4 separate regions of the Mus musculus genome follow, and all the other regions are linked to region 2. The links are chromatin contacts, found by Hi-C or POLR2A ChIA-PET in ENCODE. All regions are on one chromosome and are shown on one strand. The core of a region is the stretch at or near the end of the contact, and the rest is flanking DNA. Distances in the headings are between cores, read along the strand shown.

Region 1 (3,506 bases), core at 153-2,652, 870 kb before region 2:
GATACAGGAGCTGGAAGTGTGAGTCAGCTGTTAAAAGCACATACTGCTCTTGCAGAGGACCCCAAGTTTGGTTCCCAGACTCACACCAGACAGTTCACCTGTAAACTCTAACTTCAGGGGACCTGATACCTTTCTGTGGCCTCTAGGAGAATCTGCACTCTATTATATACACACTCGTAAATAAAACAAACAAAAAACTTAAGGAAAAACAATGTACAGGAACCTGAAGAAGATAGCTCATGGTTCCTTCAGCAAAGTGCTTTCCATGGCAACATATGGATCTGAGTTCAATCCCCAGCACTCATACAGAAACAAACAAACAAAACTGGCCATGGAGACACCCCTGGTGCCTCTTGCCTTGGCCAGACAGCTTAGTCCATTCCACAAGCAAAAGGTAAAAGTAATACCTTGTATGGAAAAGAAAAAGATGCATTGTAAGAAGGAGCTAACTGGAGGTGGGCTCCTGGCCTCCCATATGTGGAGTTTTATACACACACACACACACACACACACACACCCAATCCCACCCGGAAAGAACTCCAAACAAACAAACAAACAAAAAACCCAACTTAAGTACATGTGTTTATACACTAGATGTATGTTCATTTGGGTACATACCTGTATGTGAAACTGATAAATCATACAGTAACCATAAAGGTTTTGCATTCTTTGCAGGAATGTATGTGATTTTCAGTTAGTGTACGTTTTTGTTAACATCGGTGAATGTTTGGGATTTGGGGGCATTTTATGTGTACTCTACATCAAAGTTGAGTTCCCCTAATGTCCTTTGACATTGAGCATCTTTTTAATGCTTATTTGTATGGTGAGGTATCTGGTAAAATGGCTGTGAATTTTCTTAAAGTGGTCGTGTGTATGGTTTAATAAGACTCCTTTATCGTGTCTTTTGTGGCCCTCTCTCTGTCTTGTCATATTTATCTTTTGACAATAAGGGATCACTGGACTATCGTGCAACTTTCTTCTTAATGACACCTGCAGCAACACAGTTTCTGCTTGGGGTTTCAACTACTATTTTCGAGGGCTACAAATTAATCACGTTTCTTCCTCGACAGGCTGCTGTGGTGGACGAACGATAATTTACCAGTGGTTCTGTCACCGTGTCACCTCTGAACCCACAAAGCTTGCAAAGGCCACTGTCGCACACAGCGCTATCTAGCGGGCCAAGCGGTCTCCGCCCTGACATATAGCAGCTATGACCGCCGTATTATTTTTTTTAAGGGCTCTCTCAGAACTCGCTCAGAAAGCAAGGCAAAAGTGCCATTCCTTCCGCCCGCGGGCCTCCGGGATGGTCGTGCTGCGAACCTGGCATGCTCAGTAGAGCTCAATGCCCAGCTGGGAGGCTGGCGCTCGCCCGTGCACACAGCCCCGGGGCGTGAGCAGAGGCGGAGACAGGGGCGGCCGCAGCCTAGCACCACCCCAGTAGTCCTTAGAGGAGGACCAGCGGCCCCCGGAACGGCCTCGGGAGCGCGGGTGTCGGTGCCGCTCACCTCCCGGGAGTCCAGCGGCGGTGCGGACCCGCGGAGGTGCGAGCTGGACGCGGCGGGAGGCGGCAGGCTGTGGGGGACCTGCGAGTGGCTGGGCGCCACTTCAGCACCGAACTCCGACCGGTCCTCGTCAGGGCCCAGGGCCGTCCCGGCCGGGCAGCCACGGCGAGGCGCCGCTCCTGACGTCCACCGCCCGTCCTTCCTCACCTAGGCCGGGGTACTTGGCCGCGGGAAGGCCTCTGAGGTAAGTCAGCGCGGGGGTCGAGGCCAGGGGCGCCGCCGCTAGTTTCCTCAGAAGCTGGTTTCCCGGAAGGGGCGGAGGCCGCGCGATTTCTGCGCGTGGACCGGAGGGCGGGGCTCGTTGTTTCCGGAAGCCGGGTGGCGGGCGGGACTTCAAACGTTCCCGGAAATCGAAAAGCGCGGAACTTGCTGTCATCTAGCGGGAGGTTGGACTCTTCTTGAGGTCGTTTTAGCTCAAGTCGAGACTGAAGGTGCGCCGTAGCCATGGTTACAGAGTGACTATGGAACGATTATTTTGGTAGGAATGACAGCTTCTTGAAGCTTTAGGACCCCAACAAGACTACCTAAATGTAACCTATCAACCCTGGACCTACCAGCTCTTTAAAAGGGTCTATTCCTGTTGTCTTGGGGCAGCAGGTGGCAGAGCAGTCGGTAGCTTTCATCGTTATTTTTGAGGTGAGCTGGCAAATCAGGAGTGATCTACGACCTCAACGAGAGACCAGTGTCAAACATCCAAGGCTTCTCTGGTCCTCAGTAGCATTTGCATTTATGGGTTGCTGCAGACCTTTTCTGAGTTGTGAAAAAGATAAGCCACATCCTCCTCACCTAAGCGTTGGACAGAGCCCACTGAGGATGGATGGTGCAGCCCAGGGTGACTCATTCTTTGTGTCTTGCAGATCATTTGATTTTCTTGCTCTTTTACTTTGTGCAAAGAGTTGAAGCTGTTTTAATCAAGAAATTCCACAAAAGACCTTTAGGAAAGTATTCTTTCTTAACACATGAAGACTCGATGGTAGAGTGAACTTTGGGATGCAATGACTTAATTGTGTAATTCTGTAGCCCCTGGAAAGATACTACTAAGGCTTGTGAGAAAGGTGAACTATCACAGCTGTATTGTATGTAGAAATATACTAGTCTTATTGAAAATGAAATTTGGGATGTTTTGTTTGTATGACTGACAAAAACAGTAGTAACAATTCTTAACTTTAATTTCCATTTTTCTCATTCTTTGCTACTTTGAGCCTTACACATAATGTTAAGCTTTCAAGATTGTAATAAGATATGTGCCCAAGGTAACAACTTACAAACTGGGCACAGTACTATTACACCTTAGTTAATGTCTCCTTAATATCTCCAGTAGGATCTGGAATTTGAAGCAAATATATAGTTTCCCACACATCGGTAGGATATCATTCTGGCAGATGTGTCTTACTATAAAAACATGGATATAATACTAAGTTTTTTTTAAATTTAATCTGTACATCCCCATGTTTTTAAAATGTAGAATATTCAATTAATCTGGGTAAGTCCATATGATTTTATATGTTTGTTTGTTTGTTTGTTTATTGTTTTTGAGACTGGGTCTCTTTGTGTAGCCTTTGCTATCCTGAAGCTAGCTATGTAGAAGGCCAGGCTGGCCTTGAATTCCCAGAGATCTACCTGCCTCTGTCTTCCTGGTGTCCGGATGGAAGGCATGTGTCACTATGCCTGGAATACCATGGCACACTATGCCTGGCAACAATTTCGTCTTTGCATTGGGGGTTTTCAAAAGAAAATTATTAGTTGCCTTTCTAGAAAAAAATATTAAAGAACTGAGAGTGAAAGCCTGAGAGAAGGGGTAAGGTGAATTCAATTCGGGTGAATCATTTAACCTCAACTTGTAATTTCTTTATTTGTAAATTGAAAATAGTCTTGATAAATTAATTCACAGACCACAATGTGCTGATGTGTTTGATCATACTTTGTTAAATTTTATTCCACCTT
Region 2 (3,217 bases), core at 271-2,770:
ATGGCAACCGTGTACGAGATTAGTAGCTCTCCACAGAAATACACATATTTCAAATATATTTTTCAATTATTTAAAGAATGCCCAGCTCGTTTGGAATAATACTTGAAGCAACCACAGATGGTAGGAAAAGATGAAACGTTCACAAAGACACGCTTGCCTCCAAAGCCTCAACTTTTTGCATTGTCTGCCGGCGCCGTGGTCTCCACGGTGTCACCGAACAAGGCGGACCTCTACTTGAGGGATCTTGGGGTACGCTCAGACGCAATCTTGGCAAGCCGCTGTGCTGACGTTGCCGCAGAGGAGAGGTCGGGGCTGAGATCGGGAGGCGGAGACCAGCTGAGCTGGAGCAGGGAACTGGGAGGGCCTCCCCATAGCTGCCCGCCGCAGTTCTAACGCCACAACCACCGCCCGCAGCTTTGAACACGCCCACGCTTTCTTCTGGCCACCAGCACGCATGCGTCTCTCCGGCTGGCCAAAAGACTTCCGGGAAGCTGGTTCCGCTGTGCAGAGCTCACTTCCGTCCTGATCCGCGGAAACTGCGGCTATGGGTCGGGCGGTTCCTTTACCAGGGCCCCGAAGAGGAAAAAAAAAAAAAAAAAAAAAAAAACCCAAGGAATTGTAATTGTCTGGTCTGTCACTTTGTAAACGTTTCCTGCACGAGTAAGCTAATGTTTCAATATCTGCTAACAGTAACAGCTTGGGATGCCTTTAGGCATCGATTTCGCTCTCCAATTCGTAATAGCGTGGAAATGAACTTGGGTGAAAAAGAAAATCTTCCATGGAAAAGTTTTCCAGCACCAGCTCCTTTAGAAGTGCTTTATTTATTTTATTTTTTATTTATTTATTTTTTGGTTTTTCGAGACAGGGTTTCTCTGTGTAGCCCTGGCTGTCCTGGAACTCACTCTGTAGACCAGGCTGGCCTCGAACTCAGATCCGCCTGCCTCTACCTCCCGAGTGCTGGGATTAAAGGCGTGCGCCACCACTGCCCGACAAGAGCATTTTTATTACATTTATTTTGTGTGTCCGGGCTTAGAAGTGCTTTATTTTACTCTGTGAAGAATGGTGTCTGTAAATCGGAAATCGGTCTTATTTCAGTATCACCATTATCTCCAACGTATTCCTCCCAGAAACAGAAAACTTAATTCCCATATAAAGCATACCATAAAGAACAGAAGGTCAAAAGGGGACCTGGCAGATATTCTGGCTGTTTAAATTAGGCCAGGTCTACGAGCTCTCCGCTAGCCAATCAGCAACAAGGAGAGACACAGCAGGTTTCACCCACTACTGGATCACATGGAGAATCAGCTCTCAGCAATGCACCCGACCCCTTTCTTTGCTGCTGTCTCCAGCAGGTCCCTACACTTACACACTTACACACTCACACTTACACACATAACCAGCGCTCTAAGTGAATCAGGCCTTCTTCTCCCCACGGCCCGCCCCCTAGCCCCGGAAGTTACGTTCCGCGCCCCGCCCCCGGACGCCGAGTTTTTCTATCCGGATTCTTAGCGCGGACTCCCGAGTGCCGCTTTTCTCTACGTGCTCCGCACATGCGCGGCTGCCTGTCCCTTCTTCCTCCGCTTCCACTGGCGTCCACGGTTCGCCGAGCCGCCGCCAGCATCGCGGAGGAGTCGGGAAGTTCAAGATGGCCGCCACGGAGCCCCCGTCCCTGCGGGAGCAAGCTGAGTAAGTGCACCGCGCGGGTGTGTCGGAGCTGGGCCTCCAGGCCGGCAATGCGGGGGACGGCGGCGGCGGCGACCTGCGCGACGGGCGGGAAAGTTCAGGCCTAACGGCGACAGCCAAACTTTGCCTTGCCGCGCGCCGTGGGTGGTGCGGCGGGAGGCGTGGGAGCGGCCTGGGCTTTGCTGCCGGTGGGGCCGCGGCTGTTGAGGTGCCGGCAGCGCGGCCTGCTGTCCGTCGTTGCCCCGGGAGGCGGCGGCACGAGCGGCCTCTACAGGTCCAGTTAGCGTGGTGGCTGCTGCTGCCCTGAGGTCGCGCCTTCCTGCACCTCCCTGGGGGACCGTGGAGCTCTCCGATCTCAACCCTCGGTGATCTCCTTCCCTAAAGAGACCCGAGGAATAGTGGCGGCCGGCAGGCTAAGCCCCGCTTTCCTAACGCATATGCTATCCTTGCGATCCTGCTGATGGTAAAAGCAGAGACGGGGGTGCTAGGGTCACACTTTTGACTGTCCCGGAAATTGTGCTAGCGAAGTCCTTTGCCCTTTACTCTTCCTTCCAACCACAACCCGGTATTTCTCTGTCCATTGGTAGCTTATTTCTAACTTTCAAACTTGAGGCAAAGTAAGGTAGACTACCTGGGTTTTGAGGCCTGGCAGTTTTTTGCCCTAGTTTGTTTTTGCCTTTAGGAAGGGACATGGGAGAAGTATTAGGAATCGTTGCTACTTCTAAATCATTCTAATCTGTGTTTTTAATTAAGCGACTATAGAAGTATTTGAAGCCAAGAGAACACATCCTTGAATAAGCAAAAGGACTAGCTGTTGCTTAAAGAAGAGCAGTGTTTTGTTTCCCACGTTTATGCGAGGAAAGCTTAACTTTAAAGAGAATACCACTGAAGACTGGGTGGCAACAGCAACCCCCCCCACCCCCCACCCCCCAGTTACATCTGCATTATCTATGTTTTCAGCCTGTTTAGGAAAGTGTTTGATACCGTTTCCAGCAACTTGTGACAGATAGCTTGGTTTCTTTGCTGAGAATCTAGTTTGGGGTTCCCCTGTCATTTACTTTACTCAGCTTGACAGAGAATTTGTTTTTATTAAGTATGCTTGAAAGTTGCATTGTGGTTGTGACAATTGGGCTTAGCAGAGAACAGATAGGATTTTAAGATAGCTTATTGTCCAAGTTCATGGTGTGGCAGTTACAGGATGTTAGTTTAGCTTGATGGGTGTCTTCGGCTGTTCAGCTAAGTAGTTCTGGCAATCTGAAAAGTTCTTGGTATTATGTCCATTCACTTAATTTGAGGGGAGGATCCATTCACATTTATTTTGAGTCAGAGTCAGCCCTATTATTTGCGTATTTAATCCTATCTTTATAAGCGTGGGTTTGTTTAGGCTCTGGCAACTACATAACACTGATGGTAGTTTTTAATTTATCCTCCCTTCCCCCATAGAAATTGTGTAAATGGAATTCTTCTCAATGTGTCCTATTTTTGCTAATTTGAAAATAATTAATGGAGTAAATAACAGTTTGATATGAAAGCA
Region 3 (3,351 bases), core at 480-2,979, 910 kb before region 2:
ATAATAAAATATTCAAGGTGAGGAGTTGAGGAAGGTTCTGATAGACTTTCCTGCCTCCTTGCCTGCTATTCCTAATTCCATTTGTCCATTTCTGCAACATCAAAGTGACACACATGATTAACTGGAAATCCCTTGGAGCAATATTTATTATCAGTGCATCTCATTTTGATAGCATGACCTAGAGCTGAAAGTCAGCATACAATGACGGTGATCTTATTTGGTTTGCTGTAACTGAAACAATACCAGATGGGCAGAAAGCTCAGTTATTCTATTGAAGATTGTGTTCCTAGTGAACTGTCCTACTGTTCAACTTCCATTCAGCCTACACCATTATGTACACCAGAGAGTACCACTCAGCTTCCAGTCCCGGTCCCGGGCGGGCGAAGAGCAGCTTACGTAGAGTGTGTCTGTGAGTTCTTGTTCACAGATGCTGCTGTACTCCAGTCATGCATGATCCCACAGGGGCTGAGGCACTTACACCTGCATCTCTATTAGAAAATGTAGACCATCTCCAGGCCAAGGCTCACTGGCAGCCCTGACCCTGCCGGGGAATGCAGTAATCCACTTCTTAATATAAGGAAAATGGTAGCAGAGAGATCAGCCATACCACCATTCCTTGAATTGGTAAGATGTCACTGTGGATAGAAAGCCAGAAAACCAACAACACACACACACACACACAATTTTTCACCTAAAGTTCTACCAGCTCCTTTGCCCAGCTTCTGCAACTACTTGGTCTTGCAACATTTTTTTAAAAATTTTTTTTATTAGGTATTTTCCTCGTTTACATTTTCAATGCTATCCCAAAGGTCCCCCATATCCAGCCCCCCAATCCCCTACCCACCCACCCCCCCTTTTTGGCCCTGGCATTCCCCTGTACTGGGGCATATAAAGTTTGTGTGTCCAATGGGCCTCTCTTTCCAGTGATGGCCGACTAGGCCGTCTTTTGATACATATGCAGCTAGAGTCAAGAGCTCCGGGGTACTGGTTAGTTCATATTGTTGTTCCACCTATAGGTTTGCAGATCCCTTTAGCTCCTTGGGTACTTTCTCTAGCTCCTCCATTGGGAGCCCTGTGATCCATCCATTAGCTGACTGTGAGCATCCACTTCTGTGTTTGCTAGGCCCCGCAACATTTTTTAATTAACTATTGTATTTTTACCTATATATCAGTTTCACTGTTTTCTCCATTGACGACATCTGGCAAGAGTGGCTTACCGTGACGTGGACACTGATAGGATAGGCAAAGAATGCATCCTTCAACACAAAGATTGTTCTTTAACTCCTAAATCTTTGCAACCACTACTCTGATTCCCTATTCCTGTAATTTACTCTTTCAAGAAACAGAATCATTAAATACATATTCTTTGGTGATTGGACGCTCTTACTCTGGGAAATTCCCTGAAGACTGGAGCAGGATGTATTCACAACTCATTTCTTTTTTTTTTTTTTTTTTTTTTTTTTTTGATTGCCTAGTAGTACAGTGTTTTTGTGCTGATTTGCCTGGATATATTAGTGCTTGTAGAGGATGAGGTACAAAGCAGGAAGGCACCACTTCCCATCTCCCAGCACAGGCTTTCTGCCAGATGCCGGAAGCAAGGAGAGAAACTGGTTTTGCCCACAACTACTGGAGCCCAGCGTGGGGCAGGAACAGGTCAAGGAGACAGTAGGGGAGGGAAGATTGAAGTCCACTGATTGGGAGTTGTGGGGCGGGTTGTTGCCAAGAAGCCGCTAGAGGTCAGTGTGAGGGCGGGGCCGGGTGGGGAAAACGGCCCTGGGCGCAGCGGCAAAGCGTGCAGGCAAGCTCTAGGCATTCTGGCCCTAGACACTGGCTGTGTCACATTGTGCGTGTGTTCCCTCCAGGAGGCAGAGGTAAGAGTCTGTTCACTGCTTCCCTGGGGCATGCGCGTCCTTTCTGCAAGCAACTTTGGGGACTGGGGGAAATGCAGGACTAAAGAGGTCCCTTCCGGTTTTCAGCTTGCATATTAAACTGTAGACCGGTGTTCCCAGGGTGCCTCGCTCCTCAAGCCTTTAAGTATTTGCAGGCGCGTCCACACTGGGTCCAGGTCCTGCTTAACGTGAATGGTTGCGTTTCGCCAGCCCACTCTTGTATAGTGAGCAGTTGTGAGTCTCTGCATATTTTTTTAGCAAAGGGTAAAAATCGAAGTGAGCCAGAGCGAAGTTTGTGCAGGGTGTCTTCCCTTAGCCTGGCAACTGCGGTTTACTCTGCCTTAAAGAACACTGGCTCAAAGGAAGTATCAGCTTCTGTAACCTTAATGTGAAACTATCGGTTTCAGTAACCTGTAATTTCTGGAAATATAAGTAAGGAAGAGACAGAAGACTGAAACTTTGTGACTCGCAGAAGCCTCTAAGGGAGCATGGAGGGTGGGGGAGAGGAGCGCGATTGAGCAAGAGCACTCTAGAAAAAGATAAACTAAGTGAACACAGAAAGCAGGCAGGCAATGCTGTCACTACAGGATAACATGTCAGCTGTTAGAATGACCACCATAGAGCCTGCCTGTGTAGAAAATGATACAGTAAAACTATCAAAATAACTGCTGGATGTTGAGACATAATTATGCTTATCTCTAAATATCGTGAAGTTCTTTTCATGTGGCTTGTAGGTTAACAACCACACCTCCCCCACAAACAACACAACAGCAAAAACAAAACAAGAAAAAACAAACAACAAAACCTTGGTTAACTTACAGTTTCCACCTAAGGCGAGTAACTGAGAGTGAAAAGCCTGTATCAGGAGATTGTATCTATGTTCGAATTTCTTACTCTTCCGAGAGTTAAGTAAGAGGAAATTTCAACCCCATGCACCCAGCCAGCCACACCCAATTGTAATACAAATTTGTAAACTGAGCTGAGTAGCACAGATGAGGCGGTGAGGCTAGGGGTAGAGTGTAGAGTGTGCCTAGCAGCACTGCAAAGTCCGGACTAAGGCAGCTGTGTGCCTACTTGAGGGAAATCTCGGGATGTGTTTTGCTCATCTACAGTAGTCCTGGGAACCTTTGAAAATGTGTATTAACCTTAGAGCTATCTGCCTAAGATCTTCTGTTATTCTTGGCATAAAATCTTTACTCTGACCTATTTATCATCCCCCCACTCAGGTCCCTGGCTGCATCACCAGCCACTCACTTCAAACCAGAGCCCAGCTAAATAACCTTTCTTGCTGTTTCTTGAACTCTCCAGGTCAGTTCCCACCGGGTGTCTACGTAATGTTTAGTGACTGAGATATGGTAAAGTCACCTGATTAGTGCCCTGCTAGAGTGATGAAACTTTTAATCTGCTCTGTAAACATACATCGTGAATCAAGAGCAGAACTCTGATCGACCTTTCCTAATCT
Region 4 (3,396 bases), core at 757-3,256, 940 kb before region 2:
GTTGGCCAAGAAGGGCATATAAGCAATAGGGTCAAATATCTGTTCCCTTTCACTAGCACAATGACAACACACAGCTGAAAGGTCTGCAAAGACTGACTGTGTGGCTTAATCCCATGTCCAGAAAGCAGAGAGTTGGTATTCCATGTGACCCTACAGCACATGCTTGAAGGCTCTTTTGGATAGAGAAGGGGATGATGGTGGGAGGTACAACTGTTGACTCACTAAACTAATTTAAAGATGCTTTGAACTAAAAACGGACTAATGGAACTTTAAGTACCCAGTCATTTCTGGGTATCTGAAGAATATCAGTTGATATCTGAAGATGCCAAATCTTCAAGTGTTCAGTTAACTTATGTAAAATAACTTAATATTTGATCTAACCAATATAAGTGCCCCTGTGAACTTTAAATGGTTTAGAGATGTGTAAATACCCAGCACAATGTAAAAGCTAGATAAATGATCCCTATTAGCATGCTGTTTAGAAAACAAGAAAGGGGAAAGAGTCTATGCAGTCCAGATTGGGCTCAAACTCTCATTTCTCTGCGTCAGCCTCCTGGGTCCTGGGATTACAGGTATACAGCAACACATCTCAGTTCTCCTTCAATGTTTTCTATCAGATTTTGATTTCTGCTTCATGTTGACTAAAAGTAAAATCCATGTATGAGATGGTATGGGGAGACATGCAGGTATAGGAAGCCAAATAAACTTGGTATATGGAGCCAAGAGTGCCCCAAACACACCCTTTCTGCGTGATGACACAAGCCATATCGGATACAATTACTCAGAGCAGCCTTGAAACACTAGGACACACCCCATGTAAACGGATAACAGCAATCATCCCACAAGCCCCAGCGCCACAGTCCCTGATCACACATACTTTTACCCAAGGTTACTTGATATATTAGATCCAACACCCAACTCCTAAGCCACTGGAGGAAGGAAATGAGCAGCCTCTGGAAAAGACCTATTACAATCAATTGCCTCCCAAGCAGTCAGAAAAATAAGTGCCAAACCTCGCCCAGTTTTCCCTCACTCAGTGTTTCTGACACCATATGAATACTAGCTGTCCATATTTCTGATCCTAATGTGGAGAAAAGACCTAACCTAACGGGAGGAAAGGAGGAAGACCAGGCATGTATCTCAGTAGGAAAGAACTTGCTCAGCATTACAAGGCTCTGGGTCCATCAAAAAGAGGAGGGAGGAAAAAACAAGTTCACATGCCAAGTGCTTCTGGCACAGAAACTGTCAAAAACTTTGCCCATGATTTTCTCCTAACCTGACAGATATCAAATTTGTGAGTTTAGTAGGAGGGAAAACAAACAAACAAACAAACAAACAAAACCCAAAGATCTGGAATTGTTTCTCACAAGTATTTATGTTTGTGGGCCTCCGGGGTGCTTAAGATTTGTCACAAACTTCCCAGCACAGCCTGGGCAGCGCCCCTGGGAGATTCAGGCACACTGGACAGGAAAGGGTCTGAGCACCCAGCCCTTGGTCTCTCTCCCCCACCTCCCAGATCCCAACGCCCGTCCTAGTGCGTCACCAGCCTGCGTCTCTGGAGTCTCCAGGTTCACTCCGGATCGAAGGACATACGTGATCACCTGTAGCCCCGGGGCCCCGCGCAGCAGCCAGGCCGGCTCCGCGCAGCCCCCATCCCTCGCTAGCCGTCGCCTCCAAGGACTCTGGCAGATCTGGGAGGGCGGCGATGTCACCAGATGGCTGGGATCACAAGGCGACTCACTTGGCTGCGTCACGGCCCGCTGAAGCCGCTGTGCAGCAGAGGGAACCCGAGTCAGGTCCACAGGGCTCTCGCCGCGCGCCACACCCGCCTGCGTCCCCAGCTCCCCACCCCCACCCCGCCACCCCACCCCCGCCTCAGCCCACCGAAGAGCATACCCTAGATTCTCCTAGATTCTCGATTTCCGGACTGGTAGCAAGCAGAGAAGAGATGAGGAGGCCCCAACCGCGCCCGAGGCCTTAAATACTTATGGGGGGCGGAGAGTCGGGAGGAGTCTGAAGGCCAGGGTGCGGCCGCTCCCGAGTAGGAAAAGGAAGAGAGTAAGTAAGGCCAGGTGAGTGCCTGCGGACCCACAATCTAGCCTATCCTCTGGCTCTTGGCCACTTTGCCTCAGATTGGGCAGCTGATCTTTCTGGTACTTTCTGGATGCTTTGGCTACCTCCACTTAGCGATGCCAGAAGTGTGCCAGCACTTAGTGGATGGACATACTTGTGACAAAGCAGATCATAAGTTTAAAGTGAGAAAGGAAGAAAAGACTTTTAACTACTGGGGCTGGAGGTAGAGATCTTATTCAGCAGGCACAGAAAAATAAAGAAAGGTGGTCAGTGCCTGTGTCCCAGTGTAGCCTTCTCAGCTTTGGGTAAGCCTTTCCCAGCCATGAAAAGGATGAGCAGTATTCCCAGCCTTCAGCAGGCTAAACAGACCTTATCAACCTGGACACAGACATCTGTCTTGGCTGCAATTGCAGGTACCCATGGGAACTTTAAGGTTTTTGCGCTGACCTTGCTGCTACAACATACTCAAGCTGAAGAAGTGGATGGATTTTGTGGGTTTTTTTTTTCCTTTATAAACACAAAGCTTATTATCAAACTTTGAGCCTTGATCAGAACCTTTGTCTTAGCTTCATCCTTCTCTCACCCCTTTACCTTATTTCTAGCCCCCGTTTCAGGTAAACCCAGTTCAACCATGGCTGCTAGATGGCTACAGATGGACTTGAAAACTGGGGTGGGGGTGAAGGGGGGACTACTGAGAAGTGCTGTCTTGGGTGGAGCGCCACAGAAAACAGAAGAAAAGTGAAAGTATCCATGAAGCACTGTAAGCAACATGCAGCATTAATGCTAGTGCTAGCCATAAATTTTATTTTTTGAAACTGCTGCTGTAAAAAAGTGCTTTCAGGAGGATACAGGCTAGGCTGAAGAAGTGTTGGCCCGACATGGGCTTCGCCTAAGGTGTGGCTGCATAATGGGGCGAGGGAATTCTAAATAGGCATTTGTCCACAGCCAGGAGCTGCTCCAGGTGAAAGGAGTAGGATTTAAAATAAAATAAAAAGAGTAAAAAACAAAAAACAACAACAACCAAAACAGATGTTAGAAAAATTCTTAGCTCAAGTACATTTATGTTGTCCTTAATTCCCAGAAATAGGAATGGTAAATATATAAGTAAAAGAATTAGTCACGTTGAAGAGAAATTGGGAAAGTTAGAAAAGCAGGGCGCTGGAGAACAACTATCGGTAGCTACCACTGTGCCTCTTCTCTCTTTGGCAGAATTCCCAGAAGGAGATAAAGAGTGAGGCCTTGAACACGAGAGAGAGAAAAAGAGAATAGGTTTCAGAAATGGAGTTGTCCCCTGTCCAGGACGCTTTAGCACAAGAGAAGGAA

The links. Hi-C counts contacts between places; a loop is a spot of excess contacts on that map. ChIA-PET counts read pairs that join two places held with the same protein, here RNA polymerase II (POLR2A).
Region 1: POLR2A ChIA-PET joins it to region 2 with 12 read pairs in Patski. The contact joins the promoter of Ripk1 here to the promoter of Prpf4b in region 2. POLR2A ChIA-PET finds 5 or more read pairs at or near these places in 2 of 5 experiments (Patski and embryonic stem cell).
Region 3: a loop to region 2 is called in a map of v-Abl transformed pro-B cells, with 4 times the contacts of the local background. The contact joins the promoter of Nqo2 here to the promoter of Prpf4b in region 2. A Hi-C loop is called at or near these places in 1 of 37 maps with a recorded cell type or tissue (v-Abl transformed pro-B cells). POLR2A ChIA-PET finds 5 or more read pairs at or near these places in 1 of 5 experiments (Patski).
Region 4: a map of heart shows a loop between it and region 2 (2.4-fold over the local background). The contact joins the promoter of 1110046J04Rik here to the promoter of Prpf4b in region 2. A Hi-C loop is called at or near these places in 1 of 37 maps with a recorded cell type or tissue (heart). POLR2A ChIA-PET finds 5 or more read pairs at or near these places in 1 of 5 experiments (embryonic stem cell).

Annotation. Positions count from the first base shown.
Region 1 is chr13:34,000,961-34,004,466 of GRCm38, forward strand. It overlaps Ripk1 (receptor (TNFRSF)-interacting serine-threonine kinase 1), which reads left to right and starts at 1,403. Exons shown (of 11, transcript NM_001359997.1): 1 at 1,403-1,746. It also overlaps a transcript of Serpinb6a not described here.
Region 2 is chr13:34,874,009-34,877,225 of GRCm38, forward strand. Prpf4b (pre-mRNA processing factor 4B) reads left to right here and starts at 1,521. Exons shown (of 15, transcript NM_013830.3): 1 at 1,521-1,686. The coding sequence starts at 1,646. Gm36839 (a long non-coding RNA gene) reads right to left here and starts at 1,232. Exons shown (of 2, transcript XR_382181.1): 1 at 1,161-1,232; 2 at 1-560.
Region 3 is chr13:33,962,930-33,966,280 of GRCm38, forward strand. Nqo2 (N-ribosyldihydronicotinamide quinone reductase 2) reads left to right here and starts at 1,730. Exons shown (of 7, transcript NM_001163241.1): 1 at 1,730-1,871. It also overlaps a transcript of Serpinb6a not described here.
Region 4 is chr13:33,934,026-33,937,421 of GRCm38, forward strand. 1110046J04Rik (RIKEN cDNA 1110046J04 gene) reads left to right here and starts at 2,007. Exons shown (of 5, transcript NR_040707.1): 1 at 2,007-2,072. Serpinb6a (serine (or cysteine) peptidase inhibitor, clade B, member 6a) reads right to left here and starts at 2,058. Exons shown (of 7, transcript NM_009254.3): 1 at 1,897-2,058.